2 separate regions of the Homo sapiens genome follow, and region 1 is linked to region 2. The links are chromatin loops, found by intact Hi-C in ENCODE. Cell type or tissue: PC-9. All regions are shown on one strand. Links, peaks and the distances in the headings refer to the core of each region. The heading gives the core; the rest is flanking DNA.

Region 1 (7,954 bases), core at 3,457-5,956, 86 kb after region 2:
GTTAAGCCTGCAGTAAGCTATGATTGCACCACTACACTCCAGCCTGGGTAACAAGAGTAAGACACTGTATCTTAAATTAAGAAAAAAAAAAAAAGAATTTAAGAGTAGGGAAAACACATGAATGTCTGTTTTTTTTCCTGACATAAATGTTGCATTTTTAAAGATAATACTTTTATCTATCTGTGAAGATTGTTTTTTAGAGTGAATGAAAGAAAAATTATTTAAAAGTTTCTTTTACTAGGAATTATTTAGTAAAGCCTCCTTTCCTGTGGTCATGTTAGTCTCTAGAACAAATCCAGTATCAGTATAATAAATAATTTATTGTACTCTAGCACTCAAACTTGCTTTTCTATTGGTGACAGATATTGTTTTTTCTTTGTTTGCTTTAGAAGTTTGTGTAAATGTTTTCATTGCATTAGTGACAGCTTTAAAAAATTGGTCTTAAGAGCAAATAATTAGAGTGTTAATATCCTTCTCTCAAACTAGACACATGATAGGATATTGGGATTCATTTTATTTTATTTTGTTTTACTCATGCTCACAGATCAGGGCTTAAATAAGAAGGCTGATTTCTTACTTTTCTCATCAATTTTCAGGTTTCATTTTGAAGGAAGTAAGAGAGTATGTTGGCCCAATTTGTGGTTCTAATACTTCAGCAATGCGGTCCAGCATTCTGGCCTCCATATCTGTGAACCCACATTCTCCTCTTAGAAATGCCCTCCTTGGCCGGGCGCGGTGGCTCACGCCTCTAATCCTAAGCACTTTGGGAGGCTGAGATAGGCGGATCGCGAGGTCAGGAGATCGAGACCGTCCTGGCTAACACGGTGAAACCCCGTCTCTACTAAAAATACAAACAAAATTAGCCGGGCGTGGTGGCGGGCGCCTGTAGTCCCAGCTACTCGGGAGGCTGAGGCAGGAGAATGGCATGAACCGGGGAGGCGGAGCTTGCAGTGAGCCGAGATCGCACCATTGCACTCCAGCCTGGGCGACTGAGTGAGATTCCATCTCAAAGAAAAAAAAAAAATGCCTTCCTTTTCTTTCCACCCACCCACATCCTACCCAGACATCAAGTTCCCTCTTAACACCATAGGCCTTTAGGAAGCTCTCCTTGGATAATTGCCCACCACAGTGATCCTTATTCTCTCGGAATTTCTGTAGCACTTTTAGTTTATGCCAAACAATTTCTCACTTAATTATATGTTCTCTTGGATCACTCTCTAGTGGTTTAAAGCATAGTGTTACGCACATAATCTGTGCAGCCGTTTGAAGAAAAGGCACGTGGCTCATGGAGGAGCCAAAGACGTGATGCTTAGGGAAGACCACAAGTACCCATAGGGAGGAATCATCTTGGGGGGATCTAAATTTGCCCCTCAGACTCACAAGCACAGTGATGTGAATGGCAGGATACCACATGTTACTACATCAGCCAGAGGCAAACTCATCTTCCTCGGATTCATCAGATTGATTCTAATTTATTAGTTTTCAAAATAAAATATCCCTATCTAGCATAACTAGACACCTACGTCCTCAGGTACCTTCAGGTGAGCTCTTTGAGTTTAGTTAGAGGCATCAGAACTCTTGGTGAGCATGGAATCAAGGCAAAAGCGACTAGTCAGGTGAATCACAGGTTTAAGGATTAGAACAAGAAGATTGGTGACATATTTTTTAACCTAAGGAGATTCCTGCCCACAAGACTGGGTAGGTAGTGTCCTTCTGTACGATGAGCTTGGATAGTGGACAGTGCTTCCTTGACTGCTTACTGTCCTGGCAAAGTGCTTACTTGGAGGATTACTCTGCAGCTCTCTCATTGTTCCCATGAGTGACCAACTCTCTTTCCAACTCATACATTTGTTTTTCATAAGGTCTTAAATATAGTCGGCAGTTTCCAGTCAAGTCCTATTCTCTTTCAGTTGAGTTTTACAAAAATCCCTCTCTTGTATGTAGAACAATCTCATTTCTGCCATTCCCAAGTCCTCAGGGTGCATCTCATTGTCGTCTTCCTTTACATCCTACAGTAGGTACCACTAAATATTACGTGATTGATTATCTCCCAGCTCCAGTATAAAATCCTTAATGGCGTAGGCTACAGAAACATTTATTTTATCCCACATTTATGAAACAAGCATATTTAGCATCTACTGTATTTCAGTATTATTCAAGTTAATAGGAATACAGAAATCAATACAACGCATTTCCTTTCTGTAGAGACTTTACATTTAAAAGACAGGTGTGTAAAACTAGTACAATAAAGTGTTTTCGGAGTTGTGAGGGCTACAGATGGTGATACACGAAAGAGGAAATAATTTTACCTGTGGGAATCAGGAGAGTTTTTATATAGAGAGAAATATATTTATTAAAACCCCCTATATATGATTTTTTCTTATAAATTATTTTAGATACCAATCCAGATTATTCAAATCTTGACCTCTTTCTCATTCACATCTATTCGCTTGTCATTAAATACTCATGCCTAGTCTAAGTTTGGAATGAAAATGTCACAAGACATATCTTTCACTATTTCCTGATTTACTAAACATGGAAATGTAGCTCAGGACCTGAGCATTTAGTCATCTCATGTGACCATGAGGACATTAAATAAGGAAGGAAATGCAGAAGTGAGTGTGATGATCTCTTACAACACCGCTATTTGGGTAGAGAAGTAGAGTTTTAATTAGCGAGACAAGTGTCAAATATATTCTACACACATCACAGCACATTAGGCTTCGTATTGTTCCCTCATTTCCTGAGGACTATTTCCAAAGATAGGTATGGATGAAATCAGAGAACGTTGGGACTCTATAGGTCTCAGACTGGCCAGAAAAGAATCAACATAATCTGATGTGGGCTGTCCTGGAAATCAGGAAACTCAAGAGGCAGTCATCCCTACATACATTTTAGTAAATTATTTAACATTTCTGTGTATTCGTTTACCCATTTGAAGAAAGGGAGCTAGTATGTCTAGTCTTCAACTCTGCATATAGGATGCTATAAAGTAGTTAAGTTACAACCTTGTTCTTCTAACATTTCAGCTGCTTCATTTGCCTACATCAAAAAGCACTGTGTATAAATCATTGAAAAAAGAATATGTATAAATCCTTAAAAGAGCAGTAAGTGAAGTAATGCATTTAAATTGAGAATCAAGATGTACAAATATATATAGATATATACAAATATTTGAATGAGCAAAACATATAAATCTTTGAAAGAGGTATTAATGAATTTTGATGTATTTTTATAAACTGAAAATTTTTGCACAAATGTTGTCATCATCATACTCATATTCTATCCTAGACTATTCTAGACTAGCCAGGTCTATCCATATTCATCATTCCATATTCTAAATAGCTCAGGATTTTCTTTCTAAAAATGGGACCAGGGACAGTCATATTGTGGGAAATTTTTCATTAAACATCCCACGTTTCGTTAAATGTTTTTTCTTAAAGCTGTTTCAATTTTCAGCTTATCCTATTGAGGATAACAATTCTGAAAACTTAACAACTGGTGTTAAGTTTAATAATAATATTTGCATACCAAACATAGTACTTTTCTGTGTAAGAAAAAGTTTCACTGGTTCTAGGATACCAAAATACTGCAAATTGATTTCTGTTTTCCATATCCACACCCACCTTCCTGCTTTTGATATCTGTCTGGTATTTTGCAAGACAGAATGTTATGTGAGAGTGAGCACCAAGCAATGATATTTCTCTGCAGCCCAAAGAGTCTACAATTTCCTCAAAATGTGAGTAATTTCAAATTTATGGTATTGCCAGTTCTGCTTTTATACTGGTATAATGCAATGAAGTACTCATTCAGATTTTTATTCTCTGTTGGTTTGAAGAAAACATTTAGAAATTCTTAAATGAATCAATCGATATGTAGTCAAGGCACCATGGTAGCTTCTGGGGAGATCATGTGATTATATTTCTGTATCTAGGATGCTTGCAGTCTGGTTAGAAAGACTAGCCACATTGTGAGAAATGCTTTACAACATGACACACGAGGTAGTATCTGGTAAGGGATCCTCTAGGTAGGTAGAGAGTGGAGATTCAGAGGGCTTCCTGGGGCTCCAGGGGTGTGAAAGGCCTTGGGGGAAGAGAGGGAATCTCTGCAGGATCTCACCAATTGTTTTCAGAAGAAAATTAATTAGAAAACACTCTTACGTATAATTGCTGTTCTAGAAAATGGTTACAATTTACTTCTTTAAATGTTTAACAACATTTTAAATTATGTATTGTTTTCTTTTTGCCATTCATTCATCTCTTGGTGGTTTGGGGTGTGATTTGTGTTTTTCCCCTCTCTTGACTTATCTGAGAAATTCTGGCACTAGCCAGGTTTGGGATGTTTTTGTTCAGACATTCTTAAGTTATTTGGTAAGAAGAAAGGCTTTGTTGCATTTTTCTGCTGAGAAACAACTTTCTTTTTCTTTGTTTCAACCCTGAACTTCCTAAAAGCTCTTTATTTCTATAGATTGTTCTACAAAGCTATGCCTCAGGAGGTGAGAGACTAGGGAGCATTTTTTTTTTGTTCAACTAGAAGTAGCCACATTTTCAGAAAACAACTAATAAGTTTAAAATATGTCAAAGATAACTTTACAAGAGACCGCGTGAACATAGATATGTAAAGGAGAGCCTAGTGCTCTCAATGCCCATATCTGCAGGCCTCAAAATTGCTTATGAAGTCTAGAAACCATGGCCATCTGCCAGCCGGAGGCAGCATCACCACAATGGAATTCACAGTCACTCTGTTAAGACTTTATAAATACAGTGAGGGTCCAGGAGCCAGGACCTTCAGGCGCATGAGGCTTGTCTGGTCTGGTCTGGCCGACTGAGCAAGGAAACCCTGTCCTTGAATGAGGACTTCCTCAGCTTCAGTGACTAAATGTTTGTTCTCAAAAGTAAAATGTCCCAATGGAAGGTGGACAGCGGCCATCTTCTTATTTTATTTGTTTATTTTTAGCCAGGCACTCCATTAGTTGTGGCAGGAAGTCATCCTGAGAGGAAAGTCAAGGTGTATGTACATGGTTGACTTGGGGAAAGTGTTTGGAAGTTGGAAAAGTGGAACCATTTTTGAGTGTGACTTCATTTCTCTTCTGACCTAGCTCTACACAGTGTCATATCCTAGGAACTGGGTGCTAGCATGAAGGAGAAAAGCAAGATAAATTAAAGAGCTTTACCTCTAGATAGTAATAGGAAACCAAGAATCCAGCCTGGTGATGGCTGGAGGGAGTGATTGAAGTTAGCTGATGCCATGGGGAGTTAGCCAGGCAGCAAAAATGTCTGGAAACCCGATGTGGCCAAGACTGGGCTGTCCAGAAGCTCATCAGAGATAGACTCAATCAGTACTTTCTCTCCCACCTTCCTGAACAAGAAGAAAAAAATATGAGAGAATTGAGTTTGTAGTGTTCCCTTTTTCTCCCCCCAGGCTGGAGTGCAGTGGCACTGTTTCAGCTCACTCCAGGCTCAGCCTCCCAGGTTCAAGTGATCCTTCCACCTCAGCCCCCCGAGTGGCTGGGACTACAGGTGTGCACCACCACGCTCCACTATTTTTGTAGTTTTTGTAGAGACAGGGGTCTCACTTTGTTGGCCAGGCCGGTCTCAAACTTCTGGGCTGAAGCGATCTGCTTGCCTTGGCCTCCCAAAATGCTGGGATTACGGGCATGAGCCACTGCACCTGGCCGAGTTTGTAATGATTTCATTCGATGGCGACAGAGACATAAATAATAACAGCAGCAACAACAATAAACACTTGTTCTCTGCCAGGTGTTAAGCAAAACACATTGTATGCCTTTTCTCATTTAAACTTACAACAACCATATAAGGAAACTACTATTATTATTATTTCCATTTTACCCATGAGAAAACTGAATGAATCTCAGAGAGGAGCAAACTATGTCAAAAGTCACATAATTGGATAGTGAGATTATGGTGTTTGTACTGAAATATGTTTAACTTCAGAGCTCATGCTCTGAACACATACTATACTGCTCATTTATTCATTTATTCACATATATATTGTGCAACCACAGTGTGCCAGGCACTGGGCTGAAACAGGAGGATGAGAGAACCACTCCCTGCATTCTTGGCATGAAACTTACAGTATAGCTGTGAATGAGACTTATTTATGAAATAATCACATAAATGTATAACTGTGAACTATGAAAAGCAATATTAAGGAATGGATCACTACAGGATTATGCGTAGGTACTAGGGTAAGTATATACCTATTAGAAGGAAACTATGAACTATAATAAGTGATATTAAGGAAAGTTTAGAGAGTCAGAAAACTTGATATAATTTTAGGGAGTCAAGGAGAACTTCCCGAAGAAAGGGGCACATGCTTTCAGATCTGAAGGATTAACATGATAGCTAAGCAGAGAGAACTTGCTGGGTAGGGAAAGGCTAGCAGGTACAAGGGCCCCGAGGTAGGAGACAGCTTGACATGTTGCTGATTCTGTGAATACTTATTGAGGCATAGTGTAGCTACTGGTTTGTCACTTTTGTTGTGTTTCATATTCCTCCATTGAACGTAACATTTTTTACTGTTTCACTAATGAATTGATGTGAAGATATTCTATTTTATGCAGTTTTGATTTGTTTGTTTTCTGCTAATTTTATCTGACAAATTTAAAGTTTTTAGGGGAATAAGGGCTACATCTGTCATTGCTGTATCACAGTTTCTAAGATGGCATGCAGTTTAGGTACTTAAGTGCATTTTTATAGTAAAGAATAAGAATAATAATAAATGTCAATTCAGAGACTAATAGAATTTAGTTGCTTTTAGCTGATATGCTCAATTAAGAATTGACACTGTCTGTAAAAATCTTATCTTTATATATAATATGAGCTAGGAAATAGATTCATTTCTAATTTTTGCTAAGTGAAACATTTTAATATTCCTTGAAACTAAATGGAAAATTTTCCAAAGTAATGCTTGGCAGTTTGGCATGTGGAGAAAAAAAATCTTTCCTCTAGAGCAGCTTTTCCAGGGAACAGATTAGAATTAATTAGGGGATGTTTTACTAATGGAATATTTTTCTTCCCATTAATGTCACTGTCCTTCATGCCTGAGGATGGCATTATTGGCAATGATTGCTCTTATGTGTGAGAGACTATATAGACAGACAGGCCATTGCATAGAATTCTATTTGTCACACAACCTGAGACCACTGTCTTTAGTTTCAAAGCCTGAAGCTGTTTGTCTGGTCTGGCATTGTTTGGGACCTTACCTGCTAAAACTGTAATTGGCCCAGAGTCTTTTCTTGAATTCCACCCAAATTCTTTCCCTGTGACATAAAATCATTCTTAAATAACTTTTTAGGCAATAAAGCCTCCTCAGATTCAATCCCCATGCTATCTGTGGTGGGGAACACTAGGATATTGAGCCTTTAAAAACATGCACCATATCTTATTTGTCTTTGTATTTCTAAGATGTAGCATAGTGATTGGCTGATAGGAGACAATAAGTATTTGCTAAATATGTAATTAATTGAATGAATGGTGATCAACTAAAGGTGGGTTCCAGATTACAATTTTTGATAACCAGCTCAAATTTCCTTGCTACCTTGGACATTAATGATCATAGATTTAAAACTATGAATAACTACAATGAGAATGCTCGTACGATCTCTGTACAATCTGTATTGGTTATCTAATTTTTTTTTTTTGAGATAGTGTCTCGCTCTGTCACCCAGGGTGGGGTACAGTGGCCCATTTTTGGCTCACTGCAACCTTCGCCTCCCAGATTCAAGTGAGTCTCCTGCCTCGGCCTCCCAAGTAGCTGGGACTACAGGTATCCGCCACCACGCCCAGCTAATTTTTGTATTTTTTAGTAGAGACCGGGTTTCACCATGTTGCTCAGGCTGGTCTTGAACTTGTGACCTCAAATGATCCACCCACCTCAGCCTCCCAAAGTGCTGGGATTACAGGTGTGAACCACCATGCCTGGCCATGGTTAT
Region 2 (7,954 bases), core at 2,485-4,984:
AGTTTTATCTGCCCTTTCTTTATTCTAACCACATCTGTGTACTGACTCATTGCCAAAAGTTGCTATCAGAAATGACCTCCTAGTTCAACCCAAAATATCCAAGATATTAAGAGGCCTAGTAACCTCTAAAGCAACTCTCACTTGCCAGTTGTGACTGCCACTTGCATATGTACTGAGTGGGAAGAATAACTCTGGATTCACAGCTTGTGTTAAAGTCTTGATTTGTCCTCAGGAGTTTACCATTTAGATACGTAAAAGCACTTTCAATAGCCACCTGATGTTTTCCTACTCAGGCTGTTCCTGTTGAATATGCTCTGCAAATAAGTCATCTGTCAGCAAAGGAACCTGGAGAAGAAAGACGCAGGTGCCCTGGGGTTTCTGTCTCCTTCTGTCAGTCTTGGCACCTGAGCTAGGAAGCAGCTGATTTTTCTTAGCCCAGCACTGACCAAGGAGCTGCTCCCTGCCACAGAAGTTCTTGCCTTTCCAAAGCTGGGCAGCCTGCAGCCCTATTTTCAGTTCCTCTTGTCATTTTCTTTCCTGGAGTGACCATTAGAGAAACTGGCAGTAAGAGGGAAGGGACACTAGTAACTTCCAGCCTCAGAAAGAATATAACAATTCAGTAGGTTGGTATGTTTTGGTAAAGGGAGGCACAGTATAATTCTTGAAGACATCTGGTATTTGAAAATTTGTGCATCTCACATACCCTCATAATTTCCCGGGCCTCTACTGGGAATGAAATGTGTGGCTCTTTTGGAGACACAGGCTTTTAGGAAACTCTCAAGTCTTGGAAGTTTTTGAAATCATCTTGGCTTAAGCATTTTAGGCATTTTTGGAGGTCGGATATGAAATGTATTTTTTAGCTTTGAAGACACTGAAGCATAGACGTTTTAAAGCTATCTATGCTTCCAGGTGGCTTCTGGGTGCCTTGAGAGGCACCAATGTATAGATTTGCAAAGGTGCATCTTTCCTTCTGTGGAAGCTCTGTTGGCTTCATGTGTGACCCAGATGGAACAATTTACTCCTTCCACAGGCACCATTTCAGTGAATGCAAGCAGGAACAGGACACCGAGGAACATCTGTGGAATGCAGGCCTGAAGCTGAAGGACGAGTAAAACCAGAGGGCTTGGCAAGATAATGAGCGCCAAGACACTGAGTGCTTAACTCTTAAATAAAGTGTCCACCAGAGTGGGGAGGGGGCTTGGCCCCAACAGCAGAGGAGGAGTCCAACTATCTGCTCTTCTATGTGCCATTGGATCATTTGCTCAGTTCCATCTTCAAAGCATAGCTTGAATCCCCTGTCTGGGCACCACTTTGGCCCAGTTCAGGATCCCCTCTCCCCTCGACTGCTGCAATGGCATCTTCTTTCTAGTATTGTCCATACTGAGTACAGCAACAAAAGTTAACACCTTTCAACATACAATTGTTTACATCCTACCCCTGCTTAAAACTCTTAAGTAGCCTCCTGTTGCACTTAGAATAAAATCCAGGCCCCTTACGCAAGCCTGTAGGTCCTGCTCATGCTGCTGCCTGCCTCGCTTTTCAAGCCACCTTTGCTTACTACACAGAAGTTGTGTGTGGATCATTTAATTCTCCAAATGAGCCCAGATCTTTCTCCCCAGAGGGCCTTTTATTATGTTATTTCTCCAACTCATCACCTGGCTGCCTCCCACTTAATTTTTAGATCTCAACATGAATGGTAGCCTTATTGAACATCCCTCCTAAAGAGATTACTCTTCTGTTATTCTGTATCTTAGCCCCTTCTTTGTTTTATTTATAGCATTTGTTACAACCTGCATTTTCTGTGTTTATTTATGTATTGGTTCCCATTCTGGTCTATCACTCCCTTTAGAGTAGAAACTCCATTTTATTGCCTTTTTCATTTGTGTATCTGCAGTACCCACCAGAGTGCTTGGGTATACTGGTTGCTTCTTGAATGGGCAAGCAAGTACCCTGACTTATTCTATTCCAGAAGATAGGGTATAAAGGAACAGCAGGAATAGGTGCTTCTGTTTTCCCTAACAAATCCATCCCTCTAGAATATTAAGTGGAAGGATATTACAAGAGTATGCAACAAGTGACCCACTTACCCAGATTGAAACTCAAGGAACTGAACCAGAGATCCCCTCATTCTGTTTTTCAGAAAAGTCACAGGCTTACATATTGCTGAATGATGGCAAGGCTATGTCCACATGATAGAAAAACTGTATATCCCAGTTGACTGGTGCTTTTGGCTACCTTAATGGCTTCAGTCTACCTGCCGATCTGACCATTGGGAAAAAATTAGTTGTGAAGTTGCATTATGTAAAACTGAAGCTTGTGTAGTCAAGACCAGGGTTTCCCTATAGTTCCTCACAGCCAGCTCCTCTGTGCAGGGACTGGATGCATAGCCTGGCTCAGAGAGGATGGTAGGAGGCTTTGAGCCAAGTATCCTCAGGGACAACTAGATTGCTCTCTTCTCTGTTGGGCCTTCTGGGTACCACGCATGATGAGATTGAGTCATTCTGACCTGTCAGAGTGGGTGAGTGAATGCTATATGAAGATAAACCAAGACCATTAGAACCCTTTGAATCCAGAGGCACAAAAATGTAAAAAGCTCTATGAAAAAAACAGGAGTCTGGAAACTGTTAACAAGATCCTAGGACTAGTTTAAATTTTAAAGTGTGAAAGAGATAGCATTGGAATAAATAAAATGTACTTCTACTTTATACGGTAAGTGGAGATAAGCATATAGGAAAATCAGCCCAAGAGGTAGTAGCTTGAATGAAAATATAAGTATGAAATAAATTAGATACAATATAAATATATTTTACAGGAAACCAAAATGGATTATTTAGGGAATGTTTAGAGTTATCATTTCCAGCCTTTAAGGTTAACAAGAGGACAACTATGTCCTTCCACAAATTATCCATTGGCACCGTTTTGTCCTCATTTTTTCAATACCATTCCCCACCTTCCATCTACATTAGGACCATGAATTGGGATCAGACATTGTCAAGTATCCCCTGGAAGGCAAAATATGTCTGATGGAGAACCTCCTCTTTAATATACTCTTTAGAACTAAGGAAAACAGCCCAGGTTGTTGAAATCAGATTAGGAAACTCATACTATCTATCTCAGAAGCTTTCTAGTGCCTACTGTAACTAAATGGAACCTCTAGGGTTGGCACTTTGTTGTTTGGAGTAGGACAAATGTTTGGCCTTTTAAATTGTGGAGTAAGAATACAATTCCTCACTGGTGGCTGCAACACCAGCTTCCCGTTCAGAATGCTGACTTTGTCTGTCCTCTGGCCTAGAGTCTGGATTGCAGGGGGCTGGGATGGAGCCATGCCTGCCCCTGCCACTCCCATAACTACTTCCCCTCTGGACCCATTTGAAGGAAGGCTGTTTCTGTGCCAAACATTTATATTGGGTACAAAATGAGTCTATATTATCTTCTAGACAGAATAATGGAACAGTAGTTGACTCAGGGCTAGAATTTGGGAGGCATCTTGGAAAAGGGGAAAAAAAGTTAAGCTGCCTATTTTCCCGTTTCCCTGTGTTTTAGGTTATCTTAGCAGAAGGAGTTGAAACAAAGAGAAGGAGGTGGCAATGCCACCGTGTAAAATGCTTATTATACCTCTTAGATACGTGCAGCACTGGTCACCAACCCACAGGAAGGATGTTGTTATTGTCTGGGAGTGGGTGAGGCCTCATGAAAAATATCTGTGGTATGAGGAAATGTTAAACAAGCTGGTCTTGTTCTTACTAGGAAAGAGGGGATATCAAGAGGACTTAAAATGATTCCAAACTACCACTCAGAGTTAAAGGTGTTGTCTTTGAAATAATCCAAAAAGACCATCTGTAGCAGGCCCTAGCAGGCCACAGGTTTATAAACAGCAGCTGGCTGGCCTAGCTCAGGGGGCACAGGCCAAGAGGCCACCTGTGACTCTTGTCCCGTTTTGGTATTGGTTTTCTGTCTTTAAATCACATCACCCAGGGCTCAAGTTAAGCAAAATCTTCTCTGCAGAACTAGCCTTAGGAGACCTTAGAAAGTTCCCTTTCTTGAAAAATGCTACTTCAGTTTGCCTGAAATTTTTTCCTTTCCTTTTTCATATCCCTGCCCTCTCCCAAAGACCCTATGGGGAGAAGAAGACAAACAAATTTAGAAAGCAGAAACACCAGATGAATTACTGTGCTCCTACTCAAGCTACTTCACGGGATGTATCAGGGTACTTAAATCACCTGATTCACCTGGCATCAGAACCACCTGGAGTGCTTGATAAACTGCAGATTCTAGGGTCTTATTTCAAATGTCGAAAAATCCAAATTTCTGCTGTAAAACCCTAATATCTGCATTTTTAATCAAGTATGAGGACCTTCATGAGGATGGGTATATTTGTCTTTTTATTCACAAATGTATCCCAAAACACTAGATCACTTCCTAAAAACACCTTAAAAATATATGGTTCTCTGTAAATATTTATTGATGAGTGAACAAACCAAAGCCTTGTAGGATTGGCTTAGTAGGATTTGTTTTTGTTTCTTTTACTAAATTATAGCAGAAAACAGTGACAGGAAAGAGGAGTCTTTAATGGGAGAAAGGCAGGCTATAAAGAGGAAGGAAAAAGTCAGTTTGAAGAATGGGGCAATTTTGGGGAGGCTGGGCGAGGTGGGGAACAATAATGAAGACTGTGTGACCAAGAACAAGTGGTGGGATTTGGCATGGTGGGAAAGGAGTGTGAAAAAAGGGAAATGCAATGAGGCAGTGGCTAGAGCAAAGGTTCCGAAATTCCAGTGAGCCTCAGAATGGCCCGGAGAGCTGCTTACATTGCACCTTGGCGTCCACCCCAGTTCTGAGATGGGGATGAAGGATTTGCATTTCTAACAGCTGCTCAGGTGGATGCCGATGCCTCGGGATTTGTGAACCTCTTAGAGTTAGACTATTGGTCTCAGAAGTTAGATAGATCAGGTTGTGAGCCCCAGCTCTACCCCTTGCTAATTGTGGGATCTTAGCAATCTATTTAACCTCCGCACCTCAGTTTCCTTCACATGTGCAAGAGGGATAATGACGATTAGATGGTTGTGAGACTGAGTTGATGCACATAAAATACTTAGCATAGTAGCCAGCACATTCAAGTACTCACTATCTTAAAGATTATTATTTTGTCTGGCGCTAACACTGCACTTTTTGGGGAAAGTAGAAAATATAGTTGTCTTCCCAATGAAAGAGAACATATTGCTTCCTATAACTAGCATAACATTTAATAAAGAGATGGACTAGTTCAGATTCCAATACAACTAAGCTATTTATTTCTGTGTCACAGTACAGTTCCTAACTAACTGAAATTAGTTCCTGATAAGAAACTAAAGCTATTTTTCACAACAGGTAAGTCGATGGCCTGCCTGGAGATAGACGGTGTGATGGCTGCACAGCAATGTGAATGTGCTTAATGCCACAGACTTGTACACTTACAAATGATTAAAATGGTAAATTTTATGTAATGAATGTTCCACCACAATAAAAAAAAATAGTGGATAGCCTGAATATTACTTTCTGTGCTCTGCCTCATACTTCCTAGAGGGAAATTCAGTTTAGCATATTGTCAAACAACTATTGTTCAAATTTGCTTACTTAAAGAGTGACTAAATTTCAAAACATACATTGTACATCTCCTGGGATGAGCTCTCGGGGCTTCCTACTGTCCATTCAGACTCAGATGAATCCATTGTAATGATGAATCCAATGATATTTTCAGTTCCCTAATGTTGAATTACAATCACTTCTCACACACAAAAGCCCACCTATCTGGATTCTCATTGGGTGATTAAAGAAGAAAATGCCCTTTAGGACTTGGCCTGAGACAGCCTGTTTTGGCTTTGGAGTTTTCCTTTGTGAGATGATAAACTTGATTGAGAAAGGCAGGGCATTTGCTCATTCTTTTTTTTTTTTTTTTTTTTTTTTTGAGATAGAGTCTTGCTCTGTCGCCCAGGCTGGAGTGCAGGTGGCACAATCTCAGCTCACTACAACCTCCACCTCCTGGGTTCAAATGATTCTCCCACTTCAGTCTCCCAAGTAGCTGAGATTACAGGCCCCTGCTATCATGCCCGGTTAATTTTTGTGTTTTTGTAGAGACAGGGTTTCACCATGTTGGCCAGGCTGGTTTTGAACCTGCCTCGGCCTCCCAAAGTGCTGGGATTACAGGTGTGAGCCACCAAGCCTGGCCGGTGTTTGCTCATTCTAGCTACATAGATCTTTATCAGTGGCTATAGCTTTATTATTGTTACATGCTACACTGGCAAAGAAGGATATCTTTGCTCTTAGAATCAAATAGTACACACCATTGGAAAAAAGCCTTCCTCATCAAAGTCACAAAAAGGATCTTGAAAAAATTATTTAGAAAAGCAAATGTAGACAACTTTTGATTGCCTAACTCTCAGTGAAACTTAACCATCATAGAGGTATTCTCCCTATTATAACAAAGTTAGATTCCAAAAGCTTGTAAGTAAGCTGTGTATAACTTGGACATATGTTTTCCTATAGCACCATTTCTGCATGTAAGACTGTGTTTCGAACCTCAGCTTGGAGCTTGGACAATCAAGAAGAGGTGTCTTTGCTGGCCTCAGCTATGAGAATCCTATCTAGGTACCGCCATCTCTAGCTATCTGTAGCACCAACCCTCTGCTACTACTGCTGCCTTCTCCCGTGGGATGAATGTGGTGAATTGTGCATTCATATTTCAGGAATGATTAACATTCAAGGTTGGAGATATTCCAGAATCACAATTTGATTTTATAAGATGCTTTGCAGAAATATCTTAGATAATCTAAGGATTCCTAATGGCTTATACAAAAGAACTAAAGTGAGTGTGACTATCCAGCTTCTTCTATTTCTTCCTACTCTTTCACTTCTTTTGTTCCCTTCATGATTCTGCTGCATGCCAGGAATGGACTCACATGACTTCTCAAACTCCTAGCCAATGTAAACATAGTGAAACATAATAAAGTGGTAAAAAGCTATCTGGACCTAGATTTGAGTCTAAGCCCTGTCTTTTCTTGTGAACATTTGAACAAATTCCCTCACCTCTCTGAGTTACAATGTCCTTATGTATGAAATGGGGTGATAACTAATAAAGAGCTATTGTGAGAGTTAAATGAGATGATACATGTAAAGTACTTAGCTTGGTGCCTAGACATAGTTGGGACTCCTTAGATGTTAGCCATTGAACACATTTCTTGGGCTATTTATTGCCACTTTTCTGGTATATGGTTAACATATTCACCTACATTTGCATAAATGATATTGTAAAATATGCCTTAGAAGAGTCCCATGCATTCACATAGCAGATTATAGCTTATAAAGAAATTTCTCATTTTATTTTTACAACACTGGACGCAGAAGAGTTGACCATATTTTCCCTTTTTACACCTGGGGAGACTGAGGCTCAGAGAGGCACAGTGACTTAATTTGAATTGACTTGCGTGAAGAGTCAAACCAGCAGACTCTTTAGTCCAGTGCTTCTTATTATATATGAGAAAGCATGTTATAAATTACTGACACCACAGTATTGCCAACCTAAGGACTAGGAAGAAAGGGCTTACATGTTTCTTGCTTTAATAATATGTGAATTAGAAAAGGTATTCAAGAAGATACAGGGTTAGAATGTGTATCTTTCTTTTATGTACTGAAATGTTTCAACTCATATGCAGCAATGTGGTAACTTGAAAGATGATTCCAGAGATTTCATGCTTCTGGCAGTTTCAGGTCACATTGGGGTGAAATTTGACATACTGTAGTCATCCCCAAGGTAATAATGTTGATGAAATGGTATAAACCCTGATACATTCTTAAGCAAAATGAATCTAAAAGTTTGTTTCAAAATTTTTAACGTTTTATGTTGCTCTGACTTTCCATATACTGATTTTTACATTACTTAGTGAAAAAAAAAATAACCTTTAGCTTCTGACAACAAAAACAT

What was found. Hi-C counts contacts between places; a loop is a spot of excess contacts. Peaks named below come from ENCODE experiments on the same cell type or tissue, not always from the same donor. Only the 100,000 strongest peaks of a DNase experiment are listed, where the experiment ranks them.
Region 1: a loop joins it to region 2, with 2.5 times the contacts of the local background. A loop is called at or near these places in 2 of 110 quality-filtered maps.

Annotation. Positions count from the first base shown.
Region 1 is chr11:96,225,542-96,233,495 of GRCh38, reverse strand. The region is part of intron 1 of MAML2 (mastermind like transcriptional coactivator 2); the gene reads left to right. Among named protein-coding and RNA genes, the nearest start is that of MIR1260B, 110 kb to the left of the region's middle. In PC-9, for the core only: no CTCF peak of the experiment used is centred there; a DNase peak (open chromatin) is centred at 4,725; H3K27ac peaks cover 2,046 bases.
Region 2 is chr11:96,310,207-96,318,160 of GRCh38, reverse strand. The region is part of intron 1 of MAML2 (mastermind like transcriptional coactivator 2); the gene reads left to right. Among named protein-coding and RNA genes, the nearest start is that of MIR1260B, 27 kb to the left of the region's middle. In PC-9, for the core only: no CTCF peak of the experiment used is centred there; DNase peaks (open chromatin) are centred at 3,310 and 3,680; H3K4me3 peaks cover 2,165 bases; H3K27ac peaks cover 2,500 bases.